Linked DNA regions of Homo sapiens: region 2 is linked to region 1. Evidence: chromatin loops called from intact Hi-C (ENCODE). Cell type or tissue: sigmoid colon. All regions are shown on one strand. Each heading gives the region's core, and the rest is flanking DNA. Links, peaks and the distances in the headings are about the cores only.

Evidence for each region. Peaks named below come from ENCODE experiments on the same cell type or tissue, not always from the same donor. Only the 100,000 strongest peaks of a DNase experiment are listed, where the experiment ranks them.
Region 2: a loop joins it to region 1, with 4 times the contacts of the local background. A loop is called at or near these places in 9 of 110 quality-filtered maps.

Annotation. Positions count from the first base shown.
Region 1 is chr15:25,482,059-25,487,442 of GRCh38, reverse strand. All of the region lies in intron 4 of LINC02250 (long intergenic non-protein coding RNA 2250), which reads left to right. Among named protein-coding and RNA genes, the nearest start is that of UBE3A, 46 kb to the right of the region's middle. In sigmoid colon, for the core only: no CTCF peak of the experiment used is centred there; no DNase peak of the experiment used is centred there.
Region 2 is chr15:25,132,353-25,137,736 of GRCh38, reverse strand. All of the region lies in intron 61 of SNHG14 (small nucleolar RNA host gene 14), which reads right to left. It overlaps PWAR1 (Prader Willi/Angelman region RNA 1), which reads right to left and starts at 2,095. Exons shown (of 1, transcript NR_022009.1): 1 at 1-2,095. In sigmoid colon, for the core only: no CTCF peak of the experiment used is centred there; no DNase peak of the experiment used is centred there.

The sequences.
Region 1 (5,384 bases), core at 237-5,236:
TGTGATGTTACCTAAACGTCCTCAGCAGAAACTCAATTTCCTTCCTCTAGGATGTATTCAGTTTCCTTGCTTGTGGCCTTGTTCACACCCAGAGGCTGTATTACGGTCTGGTTCAAGATAAGCTGATTCCATTACTGGCCTATGGAGAACTCAATACAACGCTATAGGATGGAGACAGAAATTTACAGAAGAATGACAAAGAAATGCAAAATCTATGAACAGAAATAATTTGGGGATAAGCACAAAGCCACCAAGTCAATAATCCTTAATGTTAGAATCCATCCTGGAGGCGCAGACAGAAGGAAAGCTTTTCTCTGGCAATTGAAAATATCCAGACCCCCGCAATTCTCTTTAACTGTAAACAGTCTATATTGCAAATGTCTTCACAGACCACCAAGGTACTCTAATGCAGACAGATGCTGTCAAACCAAACTGTGGTTTCTCATTTCCCTAGAGTAAAACCCCAATTGTTAATGTCTAACAAGAGGATACAAGCTGAATTACTAAAATGTTTAATGAATGTAATTTTTAAGATATGTGGTTTTATACATTTCTAGTACTCTCCAGAGCCAACAAAATTTGCCTCTTCATTTTCTCCTTTAAGCAAAATTCACTGCAGGATAGGCCAGGTGATGCTGTGGTGACAAACAACTTCCCAAATTGCTGCAATTCACATACAAAGTTTCCTGCTCACTCACGTAATATGCCGTCCAAGATCTGCAGGGATTCTGCTTCAAGCTGTCTGCATTCTTACTCTGGGACTCTGAGATGTGGGTTGATGGAACAGCTACCATCTGAAACATTGTCAGTGATGATGACACAGGAAAGAGTGTGAAGCAAAGGTTCTCCTGGCCCTCAAAGCCTTCACCTATAAGTGATACTCTTTCCTGCTTGCATTTCGTTACCCATATGAGATATATGAATAAGCCAAATTGCAAAGAGGTCTTGGGTGTTGGAGAACAATAGCACAGCCAGCCCAGCACACACACCCTGTTACACATTGTATTCTGTGCTTCACACTGGAGCTAGAGCCAGACTTGGTCTTACCTCCACAGGTCTACAGTCTAGTGAAAATACAAACAAGAGACCCCTCTGTGCTGAGATTCCCTGCCTGCCTGGTGGGTGGGCAGAGCCAGCAGAAGGATGTCACTATGACAAGTAGCCCAGCCCAGGAAACCTCTTTGTCCCCACTGGCCTGAGATTCCCATCCTACTCCAAGAGACACTCCATAGCCCAACCTGGGAGAACCTGTTCCGTCCCTCAAACAGCACCAGCAGGGAGTGGGATTCCCAGCCCTCATAGATAAACAAAGACCAAAGTCTCTGAAATATAACTGATTTAAAACCACAGCCCACAAAAGTAATCCAGGACCTGAGTGCTTAACCTAAACAGAGTGACTGCCAGCTAAAATAAAAAAAAGAAATTAAAAAAAATTAACAGACTCCAGAGTTTCTTAATATAATAGACAAAATGTTCCGGATACAATAAAATATCACCCATTTTGCCAAGAACCAAGAAAATCACAATTTGGATAAGAAAAGACAGTCAACTGACAGCAACACTGAGATGAGCAAGATTTGGAATTATCTGATGAAGATTTTAAAACAGTTGTAATAAAAATGCTTCAACAATCAATTATAAATTCGGTTAAACAAATAAAAACAATTTTAAAAATCTCAGCAAAGAAACAGAAGTTACACAAAAGGACCAAATGGAAATTAGAGAACTAAGAAATACAATAACAGAAACTTAAAAAAAAGACAACTTCCTAGATGGGTTTAATTGTAGAATGGAGATGACAGAGGATAGAATCGCTGAACTTGAGGATATAATTTGCCTAATTTGAGTAACCAATCTGAACAATCAGAAAATATCCTTAATAAATATTAAGGATATTCTCAGGGACCTATGGAACTGTAAAATAGATCTAACATTTCTGTCATCAGAGTCTCAGATGAAGAGGAGAAAAGAGAGTGGGGCTGAAAGAAGGAGTAGACTGAAAACTTCTGAAGTTTGGCAACACACACAATCCTATGGATTCAAGAATCTGAGTGAATCCCAAATATGATAAGCCCAAGAAATCCATACCAAAGACAAAGAAAAAACATTTTGAAAGAAACTAGAGAAAAATGACAAATCACCCATAGGGGAAGAATGATGGAAATGACAGTAGATTTCTTATCTGAAACAGTGGAACCCAGAAGAAAATGGCACAACATTTTTCGTGTATTTGAAGTGAAAAGAAAATTCAACCACAGATTTTATGTCTGGGAACACTATCCTTCAGGAATGAAGAGAAAATAAAGACATTCTCAAATGAAAGAAAAATTTGTGCCTAGGAGACTTATCCTTAAAGATTGGATAATTTATCAAACAGCAAGGAACTGTAAGAGGGAATCCTGAAGCATCAGAAAAGAAGAAGAAACAACAGAAATGAAAATATGGAAGCCGGGCATGGTGGCACACGCCTGTGGTCTCAGCTACTCACAAGGCTGAGGCAGGTCAAGGCTGCGGTGAGCTATGATTGCACCACTGGACTCCAGCCTGGGTGACAGAACAGGACTGTGTCTAAAAAAATTTTTTTAAAGAAATAAAAATATGAGTACATGCAATAGACTATCCTCCTTATGATTTTTCTAAATCACATTTGATGATTGAAACAAAAACATTAACACCGTAAAATACTCAAGCCAGCCGGGCATGGTGGCTTATGCCTGTAATCCCAGCATTTTGGGAGGCTAAGGCAGGAGGATCACTTGAGCCCATGAGTTCCAGACCAATGGGGACAACACAGCAAGAACTTTTTTCCCACTAAAAACAAGCTATACAAAGAAATATATTCAAAACACAGAAACACTAACAATACAGCCGGGCGCGGTGGCTCACGTCTGCAATCCCAGCACTTTGGGAGGCCGAGGCGGGCGGATCACAAGGTCAGGAGATTGAGACCATCCTGCCTAACACGGTGAAACCCCGTCTCTACTAAAAATACAAAAAAATTAGCTGGGCGTGGTGGCGGGTGCCTGTAGTCCCAGCTACTCAGGAGGCTGAAGCAGGAGAATGGCGTGAACCCGGGAGCGGAGCTTGCAGTGAGCCGAGATCATGCCACTGCACTCCAGCCTGGGTGACAGAGCAAGACTCCGTATAAAAAACAAAACAAAACAAAAAAAACACTAACAACACATCAAGGTAGAATCCAAAACAATTATTCAAATAACCTAAGGAAGGTAAGAAAATAAACAGAGGAATGAGAACCAGAAATCAAACAGAAAACAAATAATTAAAAAGGTAGACTTAAGCACCAACATATAAATACTTATCAATATCAATAATTTAAACAGCAATAAAAAGAGATTGGCAGATATAGTTAGACTGAAAGGGTCAATGATTAAACAAAGTGGTTCATCCATACCATGAAATACTACTCAGGAATGAAAAGGAATGAATTATTGATATACACAATGACTTAATGGATCCCAGGACAATTAGGCTAAGTGAAAAAAAAATCCCAAATGTTTCATACTGTATGTTTCCATTTCCATATCATTTTTTGAAATAAAACTTTAGAATTGGAGAACAGTGGTTGCCAGAGGTTGAAGGCTGGGGTGGCAATGGGGAATCCTATGGGGAAGTGGATTTAGGTATAATAGGGCAACACAAGCCGTTCTAGTGGTGATGAAAATTTCAGTATTTTGATTGTGGTGGTGGAAACACAACCCTACACGTGATAAAATTGTGTAGAACTAAACACCATATGCACGGACATACACACATGCACAAATGAGTATAAACAAAACTGGGGAAATCTGAGATCGATGGGGGATTGTATCAATGTCAATATCTTGGTTGTGATATTACACTATAAATTTGCAAAATATTACCATTACAGAAAACTGGGAAAGTGAATATGGGATCTCTATATATTACTTCTTCTTTATTTTATTTTGTTTTGAGACAGGGTCTCACTCTTACCCACGATGGAGTGCAGTTGCATGATCACAGCTCACTGCAGCCTCAGTCTCCTGGGCTCAAGTGATCCTCCTGCCTCAGCCTCCTGAGTAGCTGGGATTATGGGCACGTGCCACTAATTCGGCTAATTTATTTTTTATTTTTTTACTTTTTATGGAGACAGGGTCTTGCTGTGTTGCCCAGGATGGTCTTGAACTCCTGGGCTCAAGGGATCCTTTTGCCTTGGCCTCCCAAAATGCTGGGATTACAGGCATGAGCTATTGTGCCCTGCCTGTATTATTTCTTATAATTGCATATGAATCTGGAATTAGATCGATACAAATTTCAATTAAAAATAATTTGCTTCCTGACTTTTTAATGATCGCCATTCTAACTGGTGTGAAATGGTGTCTCATTGTGGTTTTGATTTGCATTTCTCTAATGACCAGTGGTGATGAGCTTTTTTTCATATGTTTGTTGGCCACATAAATGTCTTCTTTTGAGAAGTGTCTGTTCATATTCTTCACTCACTTTTTGATGGGGTTGATTTTTTCTTGTAAATTTGTTTAAGTTCCTTGTAGATTCTGGATATTAGCCCTTTGTCAGATGGATAGATTGCAAAACTTTTCTCCCATTCTGTAGGCTGCCTGTTCACTCGTGATAGTTTCTTTTGCTGTGCAGAAGCTCTTTAGTTTAATTAGATCCCATTTGTCAATTTTGGCTTTTGTTGCCATTGCTTTTGATGTTTTAGGCCAATGCCTATGTGCTGAATGGTATTGCCTAGGTTTTCTTCTAGGGTTTTCATGGTTTTAGGCCTTATGTTAAGTCTTTTTTTTTTTTTTTTTTTTTTTTTGAGACAGAGTTTCACTCTTGTTGCCCAGACTAGAGTGCAATGGTGCAATCTCGGCTCACTGCAACCTCTGCCTCCCAGATTCAAGCAATTCTCCTGCCTCAGCCTCTCGAGTAGCTGGGATTACAGGCATGTGCCACCATGCCCGGCTAGTTTTGTATATTTTGTAGAGACAGGGTTTCTCCATGTTGGTCAGGCTGGTCTCAAACTCCCAACCTCAGGTGATCCACTCACCTCGGCCTCCCAAATTGCTGGGATTACGGGTGTGAGCCACCCAGCCTGGCCACATTTAAGTCTTTAATCCATTTTGAGTTAATTTTTGTATAAGGTGTAAGGAAGGCTGAAGCTGGAAGCCATCATTCTCAGCAAACTAACACAGGAACAGAAAACCAAACACTGCATGTTCTCACTCGTAAGTGGGAGTTGAACAATGAGAACACATGGACACAGGGAGGGGAACATCACACACGAGGGCCTGTCGCGGGGGTGGGGGGCTAGGGGAGGGATAACATTAGGAGAAATACCTAATGTAGATGACGGGTTGATGGGTGCAGCAAACCACCATGGCACGTGTATACCTATGTAA
Region 2 (5,384 bases), core at 159-5,158, 350 kb after region 1:
TCTAAATGTTGGAGTTGCTCCTCCATTAAATGGGCCTAAGTCTATGGAAGTGTACCTATATAGATGTATATGAGAATGATGACACAGATACAGTATGAAGTGTGTGGCTGGGACACAGCAAGACCACAATAAAGGGTAACGACGGGACAGGATTATCACATTTACTTCTGTGCCTGTCATTCAGTACAGAACATAAATCAGCCCTGAATGGGAAGGGGTTGTGTCAATTGAAGCACATACAGTATTGCATAATCTTCATTTATGATGTTAAAAAAATAGATCCATTATAACTTCAAAAGTTAAATCTCATGGTTTCAGCTATGAACTTTCTCCAGATACGAGTCTCTCTTTCATGGAGGTCATAACTACAAGAAACTTCCCACAGCAAGTAGGGAACAAATCCCTTTGCCCATTTATTCAGTCATTCACAATTTTGGTGACTTATTCAATAGACGAACATTGCTGTGACATCTTCTCTATGCCAGGTATTGTACCAGAAACAAGAACACCACCCTCTCCTCGCTGCTTTCGTGGAACTCAGCATGGTGTTGACAGCCAGTGTGAGGCTGGCAATGCCTCTTTGCCCTCTGGATCATATTTACCTGCGTCTCTGATACTCACCTCCTCAAAGAGGAGGTATCACCCACCACATACCAAACTCCATGGATGTTCAAGTCCCTTATATAAGATGTAGTGTATTATTTGCATATGATCCACATGCATCCTCCTATATACTTTAATCTCTAGATTACTTATCATATCTAATGCAGTGTCAATGCTATGATAAATAGTTGTCATACTGCATTGTTTAGGGAATAATGATAAGAAAAAAAGTTTGTGCCTGTTCAGTACAGATGCAACCATATTTTTAAAGAATATTTTTGATCCATGATTGGATGAATCCACAAATGTGAAACCCATTGATACGGAGGGTCAACAGTATATACATATACACACACACACACAAATACACATACATACACATATGTGGCTGACTGTATATGTAATCTATATTATTACCCACTCCTTCAATCATTTGATAAACCATTCAAAATGCTAAAAATTGCATTTACTTAGCACATACCATGATCAGAAAATACAGGAAGCTCTGACATCAGGATATGAAAAAGACAATCTCAAAGAGCTCATAGTTTATCAAGGATGAAGAAAACAGTGACAGTAATTAAAATGAAAATAACTGGATGAAATTACAAACCAGTTCCAAACCTGACGACGCAATTTCTTTCTGAAGTCTTATGTGAAAGATAACTTTTCTCATTTTTTTCCCTCAATTTACACCTTTAACCTTGTTAGTGATGAATCTGACATTTCTCCACACCAGGGTAGAGGATCAGTGCAGAGCATGTTGAAGAGCGTTCCCTGTGGTCTTTGCCATGGCTAGTTATGGCTGGCCTCTACACTAGCTATGGCTCCCTCTGCAGGATCTTTAGGAGATGACCCAGAGACAGAAGATACCCAGCACTGCCATTTTTAATTGCAGTTAAATATAACAGGCAGTTGGTACTATTTTCCCTGGGGCCCACCCAGGACACTAGTAACTGCTTCTTCAAGTTGAGTTGCTAATACTGCATTTTTATGCCTGAGGCTCATATTTTAAAAATCTGTACTCTAACTACAATGAGAGAAACAGATGGCCCCAACGTTTTCCTTCAAGTGGTACTATTTTGATATATCAGGATGAAACTTTTTCACTTGTGGTACAGGCTAATAACCTTCTTATATATCAGATAGGTAGTTTCTTTGTCAAATTTGTTCATTTTACAGATATTAAGAGGAGAAAGGCTAATTTAATTTTACACACCCAATTCTACAACAGCCTGAAAATAGCATCAGTAAGGTAGAGGACAGGAAGGTAGGGTGGGTGTGGGGGCTCACACATAACTCAGTGGAAAGAAACAAGAAGAAAAAGAAACAATAATTTATATGCCTAACATTCTTTATGTTCCTCTTCTAGTTCCTCCAAGGAAATCCTACCATATGCCCACATTCCACATGGACCAAGGCAGGCGTTCCACTGGGGAGCTGGCAATTATTTTGAGATTATACCGAAGTAGTGCATGAACATAGCCTTGTGGATATCATGGCCTGAAGTCTTAGAGTCTTCACCAAAAAAGATAATGATGTATATGGGTGTGGGCAGCTATTCATGATGGTGCTGCTACAAAGAATTAAGTACCATTTCCAGCTGTCCTTCTGAAAGCAGAGAATAGCCCACAACTTTGTGGAGGCACCTTTTCTGCCTATAACATGTAAGGAGCCTGAAGGTCAGGTGGTAATGAAACTAGAAAATCTGCAATAGCCATATTCTTCCCAAGCCACAGTAAGATGAGAGAAGCCATTACCAATGCCTCCAGGCATACACTAGTTTCCTGAAAGGAGGGCACATGCCACAGGCCCTTAAAGACAGTCCATTTAGGAGGTTATCACCTCCAGAAGGAAGCCTGAAGCCAAGGGAAAAAAATTTTTTTTTTCTCTAAACCTGAAGTCATAACTTAGGTACATTGATTAGAAATGGTGCCTGATAATATTTCATATCCCAATAAGTTCCCTCAACCAAATTGCCTGGAAGCCTGGTGCTTCAAAGGAATTGTGTATGCAGATTGGAAACCTAAAGCCTAACCAACAAAACAACAGCAATTCTCTGAGGCTCTGATAAAAGCCTAAGTCATAATAGTCCACAAAAAAGGGGCTTTCTACCACTGCTACAGCTTCTAAGACCCCTAGAAAACGGAGCGCTTCCATAAGCAAAGCGGGAGCAGCTGGATAAACCAACAAATGAACTCCTTCCTTGAAGGAGGGCTTGTTGCTGCCCACCAGGCACCAGTGTTTATTTGGGGTACGTGGGATTGTTTGATAGTGTGAGCTGGTGGTATAAATGTTAACTCACATCTATGGGAATAAAGACTTGTGTTAGAGTACCTGGCACCCTAGTGGTGGTGGCAGCACTTACACTTTATGTAAGTGTACTTTACTTTGACACTTTATATAAAGTGTCTGGCCTGGACATGTTTGCAACAAACTCCCTTTCCCTGACTCCCACGGAATATTTCATTCCAGACCATGAAGTCCTAGGGGAGCTGGTAATCATAGTGAGGGAAAAGGACAGGAAAAATTACTTGAGTAAACAGCTAAGAGACTAGTCCTCAGAGAAGCTGTCTGCCTGAAAAAATCACAGCTACAGGCAAAAACAGAGCAGCCAGGGGAAACTCAGGCTATAGCTGCACAGATAAGCCATAGATAAGCAGGCAGGCAAAGTCTGGCATGGAAGCCCTTTATTCTTTGTATGATTAACAAGCTCCCAGCAAAAAGTTTCCTTCCCTTTTCAGATATGTACATGGTGGGCTCCCTGGAAGCCTGCACAGAAAGGAGGGGGCTTACCTAAAACAAACCCTCAGTTACACAAACAAAAATAAGCGGCGCTTTGTGCTTGCCTAGAGACATACCCACAGCTGCATAAGATAAGGGGAGTTGTACAGACAGCTTTGCTGATAAGAGAAGTTACTCAAAGTGCTACAGAGATGAGAGGAGTTTCTTAAAAAAGCTTTTGAATGACTGTAAAAACGGCAATCCACTTGGACTCCCCTCTCTGCTGCAGAGAGCTTTCTTCTTTCGCTTACTAAACTTTTGCTCCAACCAACCTCACCCTGTGTCCATACTCCTTAATTTTCTTGGTTGTGAGACCATGAGCTCAGATAACACCTTGGACAATGAGACCAGTGACCCTGACCTTTTCATTAGGGTACATTGCCTCCATTGGGGATATGACCAGACCTATCCTGAGTTATTCCCAGGTCAGTGAATGTCTTAGTGACTCAAGCCTTGTCCATCTCTTCACCCACCAACTTTTACATGGACAAGGAGGAGGGAAGGAGGACACATCCTACCAAGATTGCAAGGCAGGTAATAATTGCATCTAGGGCTTCAAATGATCCCTTTGCAAATTCACATAAAGAAAAAGTGACTGAAGATTTAAGCCAAACCAAGAAATGGAGAACTAAGAGATAAGGGAGCAAACGGTCATATGTGTCTTTAAATTCTGGACTACTGGACTCCATTAAGCCTGACGCCAGACCCAACATGGTTATTTATCTCCTTTTTTTTCTCCTTTAAGCTACTTTGTGTTGTATATAATTGAGAGAGGTGACTGATCAGGACAATTTATAGAGAAAAGCAAAGAAGGGCTAATAATACCAAAATTAAGGAAATATATTATTTCAGGGGTGCTTCTGGAATAATTCTTCTTGAGAACACAATACTGCCAATGGAAAAAAGAGATAAAGAACAGTGTGAACATGGTACAATGAAACGAGGTGACAACAAAATTCTCTTTGACATGTTATTGTTGACCATACGGTACTTATGGATGGAAACAGAATATAGTCATGAAATGAATGCAATAATTTGACTGTAATTTGTATATATTTTAAAATTTAATTGTGCAAATGCAATATGTGATTATGGTTTAAAACTTCAGATTATGCCAACAAAGTGAAGGTAGGGTATGAATAGCCTCAAGGTATAATGGTTAATCACACAGTTCTGAAGCAAGGTATACCTGGGTGCAAATATTGCCTTAATCAGATATTATAATGACAACTATTATTGCTGCTGTTCTCAACATCTAATCACTGTAGCCTTATGTTCCAAACCTTTCCAAACTGGTTTTTCTATATAAACTTTTCTTAATACTCAAAAGAGCAATTTGAGGGAGGTATTATCAGTATCATCATATGAGCACATATATAAAATGTTACATATATGTTATATATCAAATTAATACCATTACAACACATTTAGCATGGGGTAATTAGCAGCTTTTTTTTTTTTTTTTTTTTTGAGGCAGAGTCTCACTGCGACACCCAGGCTGGAGTGCAATGGTGTAATCTTGACTCACGGCAACCTCTGCTTCCTGGGTTCAAGCGACTCTCCCATCTCAGCCTCCCGAGTAGCTGGGACTACAGGCGTGCACCACCATGCCTGGCTAATTTTTATATTTTTAGTAGAGACAGGGTTTCACCATATTGGCCAGGCTGGTCTCGAACTCGAACTCCTGACCTCAAGTGATCCACCCCCCTCGGCCTCCCAAAGAGCTGGGATTACAGGCGTGAGCCAACAAGCCCAGCCAAAACATTTTTTAATTACTAGGTTTACAAATATTTCAGCACAAAATCTTCCTACCACTTTTCAGTATGCACTCAATAAATAAAAACATTTATTATCATAATGGTTACTTATTACATGAATCAGAATTTTGTAGATCTGTTATTTTCTTCTTTCAAACAGGATGCCTCTATTAAGTTGATCAAATAAAAAATGTTGATTTCATCATATAAGATATGTAAGTAACCTAAACTTACCAAAAC